Linked DNA regions of Mus musculus: region 2 is linked to region 1. Evidence: chromatin loops called from intact Hi-C (ENCODE). Cell type or tissue: heart. All regions are shown on one strand. Each heading gives the region's core, and the rest is flanking DNA. Links, peaks and the distances in the headings are about the cores only.

Evidence for each region. Hi-C counts contacts between places; a loop is a spot of excess contacts. Peaks named below come from ENCODE experiments on the same cell type or tissue, not always from the same donor. Only the 100,000 strongest peaks of a DNase experiment are listed, where the experiment ranks them.
Region 2: a loop joins it to region 1, with 7 times the contacts of the local background. A loop is called at or near these places in 4 of 42 quality-filtered maps.

Annotation. Positions count from the first base shown.
Region 1 is chr14:69,026,629-69,032,003 of GRCm38, reverse strand. Stc1 (stanniocalcin 1) reads right to left here and starts at 2,715. Exons shown (of 4, transcript NM_009285.3): 1 at 2,497-2,715; 2 at 359-501. The coding sequence starts at 2,614. Gm41192 (a long non-coding RNA gene) reads left to right here and starts at 1,514. Exons shown (of 4, transcript XR_003951016.1): 1 at 1,514-1,808; 2 at 2,004-2,122. In heart, for the core only: no CTCF peak of the experiment used is centred there; DNase peaks (open chromatin) are centred at 2,223, 2,533 and 2,893; H3K4me3 peaks cover 2,208 bases; H3K27ac peaks cover 1,673 bases; H3K27me3 peaks cover 538 bases.
Region 2 is chr14:69,087,722-69,093,096 of GRCm38, reverse strand. No RefSeq gene overlaps it. Among named protein-coding and RNA genes, the nearest start is that of Gm41192, 60 kb to the right of the region's middle. In heart, for the core only: CTCF peaks have their summits at 340 and 2,257 (motif pointing left); DNase peaks (open chromatin) are centred at 3,456, 3,836 and 4,436; H3K27ac peaks cover 1,132 bases.

The sequences.
Region 1 (5,375 bases), core at 221-5,220:
GGGGTTAAGACTGGTAACTGGGAATTTCAGATAGCATGCCAGGTCACTCAGAGGAGGACATTTTTATTTCCTCTCAAAGCAAAAATGCTTTTCTGCTAATCATCCCTCATATTATAAGCCAGCCTCTGCCAACCCTTTATTCCTGGTCTAAACTTGGTGTGCATATGCCCCCAACCTGTGTTGGTGTATCTGTGCGCATACACACACGCATGCGTTCTGGAGCATGTTTGCAAGCCTGGGATGAGCCTGGTTAGAAGGCTGGGGAGCAAGGTTGGCTTTTGGGGCTCTTAAGAAGAGTAACAAGCACTCTGTTAAAAAGACAAGCAGCCAGTGGGAGCTAAAGGCAAGGTCCAGTTACCTGAGTGTCAAATTTAGCAGCACTGTACAAGAAGGATTTACAAATGTCGTACATCCCATCTGTGTCACATGTGGAGTTTTCCAGGCATGCAAAAGCCCCGCAGCCAACCTGCAGGGCACTGTTGAGGCAGCGAACCACTTCAGCTGGAAGAGACAAGCAGAACCAGTCTGGGTCAAGCCAAGGGGGCTCTGGTAGAATCCAGTAGGTGTAAAAGTCTAATACCAAGGGCACATGATCTTAACTTACCCTCGGAATTTGATTTGGGATTCCATTAAATACAACAATTGGAAGAAAATTGGGGTGAGAAAGAGGTTGGGGGAAGGACGTTTTTCCTTCTGAGACTCATGATAGGGGTAGTGTCTTCTCCCTTAGGCACGTGCTCTCTCTGGGTCTCACCCTTCTATGCATTTTGATGGCTAGAGAATTAAGGATAGAGACCTTGTAATGCATAGTGTCTTCTGTTGGTGACAGGAATCAAAGGCTGTCCCTTGGAACTTGAGAGCTTGGGTAGGCTGTAGGCAGTGACTGAAGGTCAGGCTCATGATGGAGTTGGGGGAGGACCAGAGAGAATCTATCTGCCCTCTGAAAAATGCAGTCTAGAGTAAAAAGCATGGTATTTTAACCCAAATGGCAGAGAATAATTTGCTGAGTCCATTTGGAGGGAGACCCTTCCCAAAGAGAGCTTTTAACCCATGAAGGCACTGGCAGACAAGGAATCTGAGCCCTTTGTATCCACCCAGCCCCCCAACCACCGTCCAGCGCTTAGAGGTATGAATAATCTCTCATATTAAAAAGGCTTCTTTTCAAAAAAGGAGAAACACAGGTGTGGAGTGACGGGTTCAAGGCACTCCTTGTGAAAGGCTGGAAGAAAACCGCAAAGAACTTGCACCGGGTTTTCTGCATTCTGGATAAGATCTGCCATAAAAGTAATTTCTCTCCCACAGAAGGAGGGGTGTTCTGGCAGGCAGCTCGGCAAGCAATGATCTGTAGCCTTCATACCGTAGGATTCTCCTCCCAGATCAAAAGCATGGTTTGGTTAGGTTAGGCTTCCCCGCCCCCCCTCCCACCACCCGCAGCCTCTGGGATGTTACAAGTCATTTCCCTAATTATATATTTCCACGGGTTCAAATTATAACTTTGCTTTAAGCAGTTTTAATATGCATTAGGGCTGCTATTGTTTTAGGCAAGCTCGAATTGTGAATCACGGCATCGCTATAGCAACTAAGTACAAAAGGAAGCCAGGCAAAAGGCCTCCTCTGGCAGGGACCTGCGCTCTTCCAAGGGGGAGCATCTGCAGCATTTTGACACCTGCGGGGTCCCATCTCTGTTAACAGTTGGGGAGAGGAGTTTGCGAGGATCTAGAAGTCAAGGGACATAGGGGTCCTAATGCTTCTTTGCCTCCGGAGGCCAGGACCATATACAGTTAACTGGTGCGGGAGTCGGGCGGAAAGTAAGACCTTCCCCATGGAGAAAGAAATGCTTCGTTTTACAAATGCACTTCCTTCTAGGGACCACGGGCTGCATGGGCGATTGAATGGAGCCTCTGAGAGCGAGGAAGGAGACAGGCAGGCTTATAGGGAACGGGGTGTGTAGGTCCTCCCACCCCTTTTCTGAATGCGCCCTGAAAAAAATTTCTTTTTTTCAGACTTGAGGATTATGGTTCCACAAATCAGTGTGAGGAGGGGGCTTGTCTGTGTGCTGTCTGGAGAGGTAGAGAAGTCAAGTTACAAGGTCTTAAAGGAGCAGGGAGAGGCATGGCAGCAGGTAAGCCACTCATTACCTTAACACAAGCTTGTGGAGTAGAGAGAGCCGCTGTGAGGCGTGCCAACATTCAAGCCTTTCCCCGCCCCCTCCCCCCAACAAGAGGGTACGTGCCAGATTTCAGGCAATCAGGCTAGGCTTATGCAATGAAATACCCTCAGCAGAGCGCCCAGCTTCTTCGTTAGTTGCATGCAATTTATTAAACAAAGGAACTCCACTTCCTAAGGCTATAGGATTACACTGGCAGTTCATTATCACCAGGCATGAAGCACATTTATTACTGAGATCAGCCGTCACAGAGACACATGCAAAAGTGAGAGAGGCAAATGAGGACAGATCTTTGGGGGGAGAAACCGGTCCTGGGTTTTCTTGCTTACCTGAATTTTGAGCCGCCACCCGGGATTTTCTGGGGCTCACAGAATCATTTTGTTCCGCCTCGTGCGCTGCAGCTGCACTGATGACCAGCGCCAGAATCACTGCTGAGTTTTGGAGCATTCTCTGAGAAGTTTCCGCTAAGTTGTTGGCTTTTTTTTTTCCTCCCCCCCTTTCCTCTTTCCCTCTCCCGGCTTGAGTGAAGATGTGGATCTGGATATACTGAAAGCTTAGGTGAGGATTTGAGGAAGAATTTGTCTGTGTGTGTGTGTGTGTGTGTGTGTGTGTGTGTGTGTGTGTGTGTGTGTGGCTGGCTGGCTGGCAGGCGGCTGCTGCTGCTGCTGTTGCTGCTGCTGCTGCTTCTTGCACCTCTGGCTTTTGCAAACTGGGGGCCCAAGAGCTGCACCCAGGGATTTTATAGCCGTCTTATCGGTCCTCAGGATCAGGGACCAATCAGATCCTTCAACTGGTCCGTTTAGCCAATAGGCAGGCACGCTTATTCAGCTGGAGCTTTTTGACTTCTTAGAAATATTTTCCAGCAAATTGAAAGTACCTGCTGCCAATGATTTATATGTGTGTGCGTGTGGCTGTGTGCACAGGGATTGTGTGGAAAAGCTATTTTCACACGCTGAAGTGATAACTCTGTATTGATCAAGCCAAAAGGAAAATCACTTGAAAAGCCCTTCAAGGTACTTGTGAAATTCATCTTTAATTTTTTTTTTAAATGAGCCACTAGGAGGAATGCATGTTGGATGCTTGGTAGGGAGATGTGATGCAGATTTGAATTTAATCACACTATAGCAACTCTCTAATTTTAGCAGGCTGTTCTCTGTAAGAGCTCAACATCATTTTTTTTTTTTTTTTTTTTTTGCATTTGCGCGTTCACTTACAGTATGCAGCTATAATTCCTTGCTGAGATCTGTGGACACCCTGAATTCTTACTGCTATGTGAGCCATGGCAGAAGGCTGTATGCCTGTGCATGAGCCCAGTGAACGGAGGTTGGGTAGCTCTAGCTCTCAGCTTTTCCCTCAGCTCTCCTAGGTATTAAATCTATGACCTTGGCCACGTCCTTTCACCTTGCTCTTCCACTTCTCAAATCTTATTCCATACACCTCTAAAATAATATGATTCACCTGAAACATCATGCAGCCCAGGCTGAACTTGATGTCTAGCTGAGGGTGACCTTGAACTCCTGTCCTCCTGCCTCCATCTTTCCACCCTGAAATAACAGACATCTGTCACTGTGTGGTTCTGGGGATTGAGCCCACAGCTTCATGCACACTGGCCCGCGCGCTCTATTAACTGGCTACATCCCTAGTCCTGGATCACCACCAACAGTGTTTTCTTAGTCACCAGAGGCTCTGCCAATCCTAGGAGTGTTGGTTACTGTCTGTGCACACACGCACAACTACTCCTCACACGACACTCCACAGAGGGACATGGCAAATGCCTGGAAATTAATAAACTGTGGATTCAAGCCCGGCAGCATCGTAATCACATTGAAACAATGAGCTGGTCAAAGCAAGACTAAACCTGCTGGGTAAACCAGTTCACTTCTTGGGGGTTGGGGAAGAGGCAGGGGGCGGGACTGGGAAGAAAGGGTAGGGAAAGACCAGAATGTGTAGGAGAGGAGACTGATAAACTGGAGACTTAATGGGAAAATTATAGTGGAATCACAAATCATGCCCAGTAGAGTAGCTCCTATTTTCTTATAAGTGGAGTGTGGGCAACAGGAAGGCTTGTCCTTAAGTTATGAAGGAGGTTAATGATCCTTGAGAGGACTTCTCAGGGTAGGAAGGTGGTCATTAAAGGGTGGGGTGAGGCAAAAGGATTAACAATAAAACATCGAACATTTTTCAGGAGGTAAGTACAAAAGGGTCTCTGGTTGTTCTGTGGACTGGGACAGCATGGGCTTGAAAAGAAACAGAGCCAGTGGCTTCAGGTTCAGTCCTGAAACTTCGCATGAAAACTTAAAAAAAATAATTCTGTTATTACAAATCACATCCAGAATCAGGTCTGTCTTTGAGTGTCTCTCTCTCTCTCTCTCTCTCTCTCTCTCTCTCTCTCTGTGTGTGTGTGTGTGTGTGTGTGTGTGTATGTGTGCAGCAAGTAGGTTTGCTTAAGGTGACTTATAGCTCATTCTTAAAAAAAAAAGATTGTTAGAAAAAGCAGGGATGTTTGCTACGACAAGGCTTGAAAAAATAAAAGACAGAAAATATATTAAAAATTGGAAAATTCCATGTAATTTCATGTTTCAGTTAGTTAATCTCATCTTTTGATTGATTGAATGTATAAACTACTTAATTTGCCCATTGCAGCCTTTGTTCATTAATGGTATTGTCGTTTCTCCAGTACTAATTCGAGTACTGCATGGTATGTCAGGAATTATAAAAGTGAGAGTGTCTAGAAAGCAATCATGATTCTAACCTGGGGCATCTGAAATTTAGTTGGGAAGATGACCAACCTTGGGACACCTTCTACAAGTTCAAAATCTAGAACTTTGCCTGAGAGACAGCTAGAGATTTGAGGGAGGTTTCCTGGAAAGACCTACAAGAAGTGAGCATTTAAATTAGGGGGGTGGGGGAGGGAAGTGATGCCAGCTTGTGTTTCATGAAATTCTTACTCTGGGAATCTCTGAGGTCGATTGTTGATGGTTTTATGCAGGAATAGAGCATATATGGCATTGCAGACTAGATCATGCAGTGTTACCTTTCAAAGAAGGCAGAAGAGCATAGGTGCAAGGTTTACCAGAAGGTCTAGACTTCCATTCCTCAGCAGTCTCTGCTTCCCTAGTCATTGTGCACTGTTCAAGGATCTACACTTGACCTCTGGCTGGTCCACTAGCTTGGAAGGGTGATTGCTTTCCTCTGACAATCCAGTTTC
Region 2 (5,375 bases), core at 300-5,299, 61 kb before region 1:
AGAGACAGGCAGGATTATCAAGGGGAGGATGGGCGGGATTGCTGTCCTGTTACAGCCATCCAGTGTCTGCTTTCTCACTTCTTCTGAGGTTCTTGAACTTGACTGTGGCCAGAGGGTTCATAGTCCTGCTAGAATAAGGGCAGGAACTCAGCTTTTGAATGCTGCTTCCCCCCAGTCTACCTCACTGGTGTTGGGTGAGTCAAAGATACAAGAAGGAATATGAATTGTTTAGAAAGGGAGAGAGGAAAATGTATTGCCTTGCCTGGGAGACCCAAATAAAAAAATGTTTAAGTTTGCTGGGAGGAAACTCAGAGAGTCAAACCAAGCCTTATGCCCATCATCTTCCTGTAGGGGCAGCAAACACTGTGGGATTTAATTTTTGTCACCTTAATGGATGCTAACATTTATCTGGCTGCAGAAGTTTTTCTTTCCTGGATCAGCTTGAGCCTTTGGAAAATACTGAGGTCGGAAAACAATGGATAAGGCCCTTGAAAGAAGATCGCCTGCTTTAAACTTTTCATTAATTCTTTGAGAATTTTTATTCATTTCCCCTACTCCAACTTTCTTCTCAGATCCACTCCTATTTCTCTACCTACCCAACTTTGTGCCCCACGCCAGAAAAACCTCACTGAGTCTAGTTTGTGTTGGCCTGCTTTTAATAACAAACTGCTTCCAGGTAAATGGTTTAATTGAAAGTGTCCCAAAGGCATCATTAGAAGGGCTTGTTCTTTTGTTTTGTGTGGTATACTAAAGTCAGTAATGGGAAGGATACTTTGCATTCACGTAAATCTAGAGAGAGATGCTAGAAGAGATATAACAGTTGTTTCACATTGCTATGACAAAATACTTAAGGTAACTAACTTACAAAGCAAACTTTTTCTTTGGGCCAGATTTAGAAGTTCAGGGGCACTGTGCTGTGGCGAGGGAGGCTTGTGGCAGGCAGTATACCATCATGGAAGTGCACAAAGTAGCAAAATGACCATCTCTCAAGCCAGAAAATTAGAAGACAAACAAGGTTTCTTAATTCCTTTCAAGGACAACTCCCCCACCCCATGATTTAAGTACCTCCTTTGATAGGTTCACAATGGTTCACAATACCTCCCAGTAGTGCTACCCCAAGACCAAACCTTAAATACAGAACTTTGGGCACTCAGCCATATTCAAATTCTACAGTAGAGTCTGGGGGGGGGGTCCCTAACATGAACCCTGGCCTCAGCTGTACCTGCTGTGTGAACATGGATACCGTCTCTTCTGCAAGCCTTAGCTTACCTAACTATAAAAGGGAGGCATTGGAGAAACACTGTGATTTCTGGAAAGCCTTTTATTACAATGCAAGCTCTTTGAGACTGCTCTGATTATTCACAGACATTTCTGGCTCCTCATCCCCAGGGATTCCCCTCTTGAGCTTAGCACATTCCTTCTAAGAATGAGGGAACCCAGGCCATTCTTCCTAGGCAGACTTAAGATGGCTTAGGGTCTCCTGCGGTGTGATGACTATATAAAATGAAGACCGTGAGAAGGGTACTGGGGTTCATCACTCCCTGCTTCCCAATTGAGTGCAGTATGATCCAACAGTTCTCAATATCTGGGTGACAACCTCTTTGGGGTCCAACAGCCCTTTGGGTTCACCTAAGATCATTGGAAAACACAGATTTGCCTTATGATTCATAACAGTAGAAACATTATCGTTATGAAGTAGCAACAAAGATAATTTTATGGTTGGGGGTCACCACAATGTGAGGAACTGTATTAAAGAGTTGCAGCATCAGGAAGGCTGAGAAGCACTGGTATGACCAATTTCTTTATGCTTCTGCTGTTGTGACTTGCCAGCCTTGATGGACTGTTCCCTAGAACTGTCAGACAGAACACATCCTGCTCCCATCAGTTGCTTTTGTTGGGGTATTTCATCATAGGAACCATAAGAGAAATCAAGACACACCAAGAGCTTTTTACTCATCCATGTTCTCGTGAATCTAAATTTATTCAAGTGGGCGGTAAAGATCAAACATCACATTTTATTGACCATCCAGTCCACACTCGCCATCCTGGTTGTCTCCTTTAAAGGCCTACCTGCATTAGCTTGTGCATCGTCTTGCATAGTGCCTTGCAGAGCCTTGTTTATATAATATGAGAGACTGGAGGGGAGGTGACTAGTGGTGGATCTTTCTGTAGCATCATTCTTATATGCTGGGTGTACTGGCTGACTTTGTGTGTCAACTTGACACAAGCTGGAGCGATCACAGAGAAAGGAGCCTGCCCCCTACAGTCCATGCCTTTCCTTACAGGTTCATGATACTCTGCTCTGCCTTCAAGGGGGGAGATTAATGTCCATATAATCAATTATATAATTAAAACTAACTATTGTAATTATCTTATCTGAACCTGACAATCTAATTAAAAAAGGCCAGGGCTGTCCTACATACTGTTGTTCACTATGTGGCACGTGGTAAATATTAATATTTTTGTTCTGAATTTGTCAGTCTGTGCTGTCCAATAGGATCATTTTTAGCAATAGTTGAGGGTTTATATTTAACCTAGTTAAGATGAAATTACAATTTCAAAACCTAGTTTTCTAGTTGCACATGAATTGAGTCCCATGTAGGAACTAATGACAACCCTATGCACAATATAGAAAAACAAACCTACAATCTTTGTATAAGTTTTGATTGGACATCATCTGTCTACATTGCTTGGCTTAAAACCCTGACCCTTACCACTTGTTTGCTATGTTTTCTTGGACTAATTACTTCATCTTTCAGTGTTCCATATCCCTCAATTATCAAATAAGACTGCCATCATCACTACCCAGTAAAATTGTCAGGTTCAGATAAGATAATTACAATAGTTTTAATTGGCAATGTTGCACAACCTGGAATCACCTAGGAAGAGAGTCTCAGTGAGGGCTTGTTTAGATTAGGTTGGCCTGCGGGCCTGACTATGTGACATTGCCTTGAATGCATTAACTGATGTGGGAAGACCCAGCCCACCATGGCCAGCACCATCCTGTGAGTTTGGGTCTTTGAGTCAACAGAGTGGAAAAGACCAGCTAAGTAGAGAGCATGTGTGTATTCGTTTTTTCTGCTGTTAACTATGGGTGTGCTGTGACTGTCCTAAGCTCCTGTTGCTAAGACTTCTCTGCTATAAGGAACTCTATGGACTCTGCCCTGGGACTGTGAGCTCAACCAACCAAACCCTTTCTCCATTAAGTTGCTCTTAGTCAAGACATATATATATATATATTTTCCTAGCAACAGAACTAAAACTACAACAATAATTTATGCAAAAATGAGTGACAGAGCACTGTGGGAAATAATCCATCTTAAATCCCTCCTCCTCATACCAGTACCAACGATGACTCTGGGAGCAAGCATGAGGATTAAAAGCAGGAGCTGAGTTGGGAGGGAGTTAGGCCATTTTGCCTTCCGGGCTCTGTTGGGTCAAGGTCCTTTGAGTACGTGCAGTGACTTGGATCAGCTGTTGACTGACCTACAGGACACTATGATTCGCTTACCTTTTCTGAGAGAACAGAAACTTTCCTGGTTGTGGGCTCCCAGCCAAGGGTGAACACGCACTGACCTTCTCCAATTCTCTCCCCCCTCACCCCCCCCACTTCTTCTTTTTTTCTTTCCCACACTGAAAGCATAGTTCTTTAAAAAAAGGAAGTTTGTTTTCCCTGTCTTGGAAATGTCAGGCTCCCCAGAGGGCTGGAGGGTGGATGGGTCTCAGTCAAATGTCTCTTCCTCTGATGCAGTGGGCGTCCCCCCACCCCCCCTGCTCTGGTGGATGACATCAGCTGAGCCGTAATCAAAGTGCTTAGGCCTGACTCACTGAACACTGTGAGAACTGACTTCCAGGGCAGTGGTGTGAGGTGTGGGGGAGGCAGAGGAAATGGCCCTGGCATGTGAATGACTTCCTGACTTGACTCAGTTTCAATTGTGACCAGGCGTTCCCGAGCTTTCCCTGAGCATCTGTGCATTGCCTTGGAAGTCTTTGAATTAATTCTTTGCAGATTTATGGTGAATTTGAACATTGTAAGTCCACTCTGGGCTTCCTAGGGTCACTGCATAAGAGCCGCAGAGAAGTAGCCTGCTCCAAGAGGAGGCCAGAGGGCTAGGGGATACTGTCTAATGTGTCCAGATTTGTCTACTTTTTTCCCCCTATATTGAAAGGAACTGGTAGTTTTGGTACCTGCAACTCACTTGTGGAAGCTAGAAGACAGTGTCTGGGCCTATAGGAGCGCCATGCAGTTTTAAGAGTTAATGTTGACTTGCTCCAAGCAGCAGAGAGAAGTGTCAGTTGTTCCCAGAGTCTCAGCCATCTAGTCTCCCTTGTAATTATAACTTATTGTTCCACCAACTTCCTTTTCCATTGGACAGAGTCTCAAGGGTGAACCTGTCTCAGGGCAGGGTTTCCAGTGGCAGTGCTAGACAGTGCTCAAACACGTGCGCTGGGATTTTCCCAGAGTATCTCCTTGGAAGTTGTCAAAGAGCCAAGCCCAGCCCAGCCAAAGTGTGGGCCGGCTGTCATGCAGGAATTTTCCCTATAAAGCACAGTAGCTGAACCCCTCAACCATCACCTGGGACTCCCGAGGTTCTCTCCTGATTTGTGATATGTGCAGAGTTGACTTCTGACACCCTATGTGTTAGGTCTACTTTTTTGTACACAATGATTTTTTTTGATAACTGACATAATTTCAAGATAATTCCAGCAAGTTGGCACAGAGTATAGAAGATCCCTTTTAGTAGAGTCACCAGCTAGCGTGTGTTTCTTCTGTTTGGGTTTTCCTCCTAATTTTGAAAAATCATGGTGAAGCACACATAACACAGAACTAACTACCATAACTGTGTTCAAGTGCAGCGACATTAAATTTATTCGTGGCATCTCACTACTATCTATCTCCATAAATCTCCATTTTTGGAGAACTAAAACTGGGTATGTTAGACAATGGTTGTCCACTTTTCCTCCCTCCAGTCTCAAGGCAATTACTCTCTGCTATTATGTGTTGACGCTAACCCCCTTTGCTTATTTGTTCTATTATCTCTCTGTTCACCTGCCCCAAACCTTGGAGAGAAAGTTGGAGACATTCATTTCTGTACACCTTAGGTGCACTTCCCAAGAGTATCAAAGTCCCCTTACACAATTACAGTTCAGTTAGGTGTGTGTGTGTGTGTGTGTGTGTGTGTGCAGATGCCTGTGTCTACCAGAAGAGGGCATCAGATTCCCACTGGAGCTGGAGTTAAAGGAAGTTGTGAGCTGTCTGATGAACATCCTGGGAAGGAAGCTCAACTCCTCTACAAGAGTGCTCTCTGCTGCTGAACAATCTCTTCATCCCCAAGGGAGCAGTTTTAAAACAATCATATAGTTTTGCTAATTCT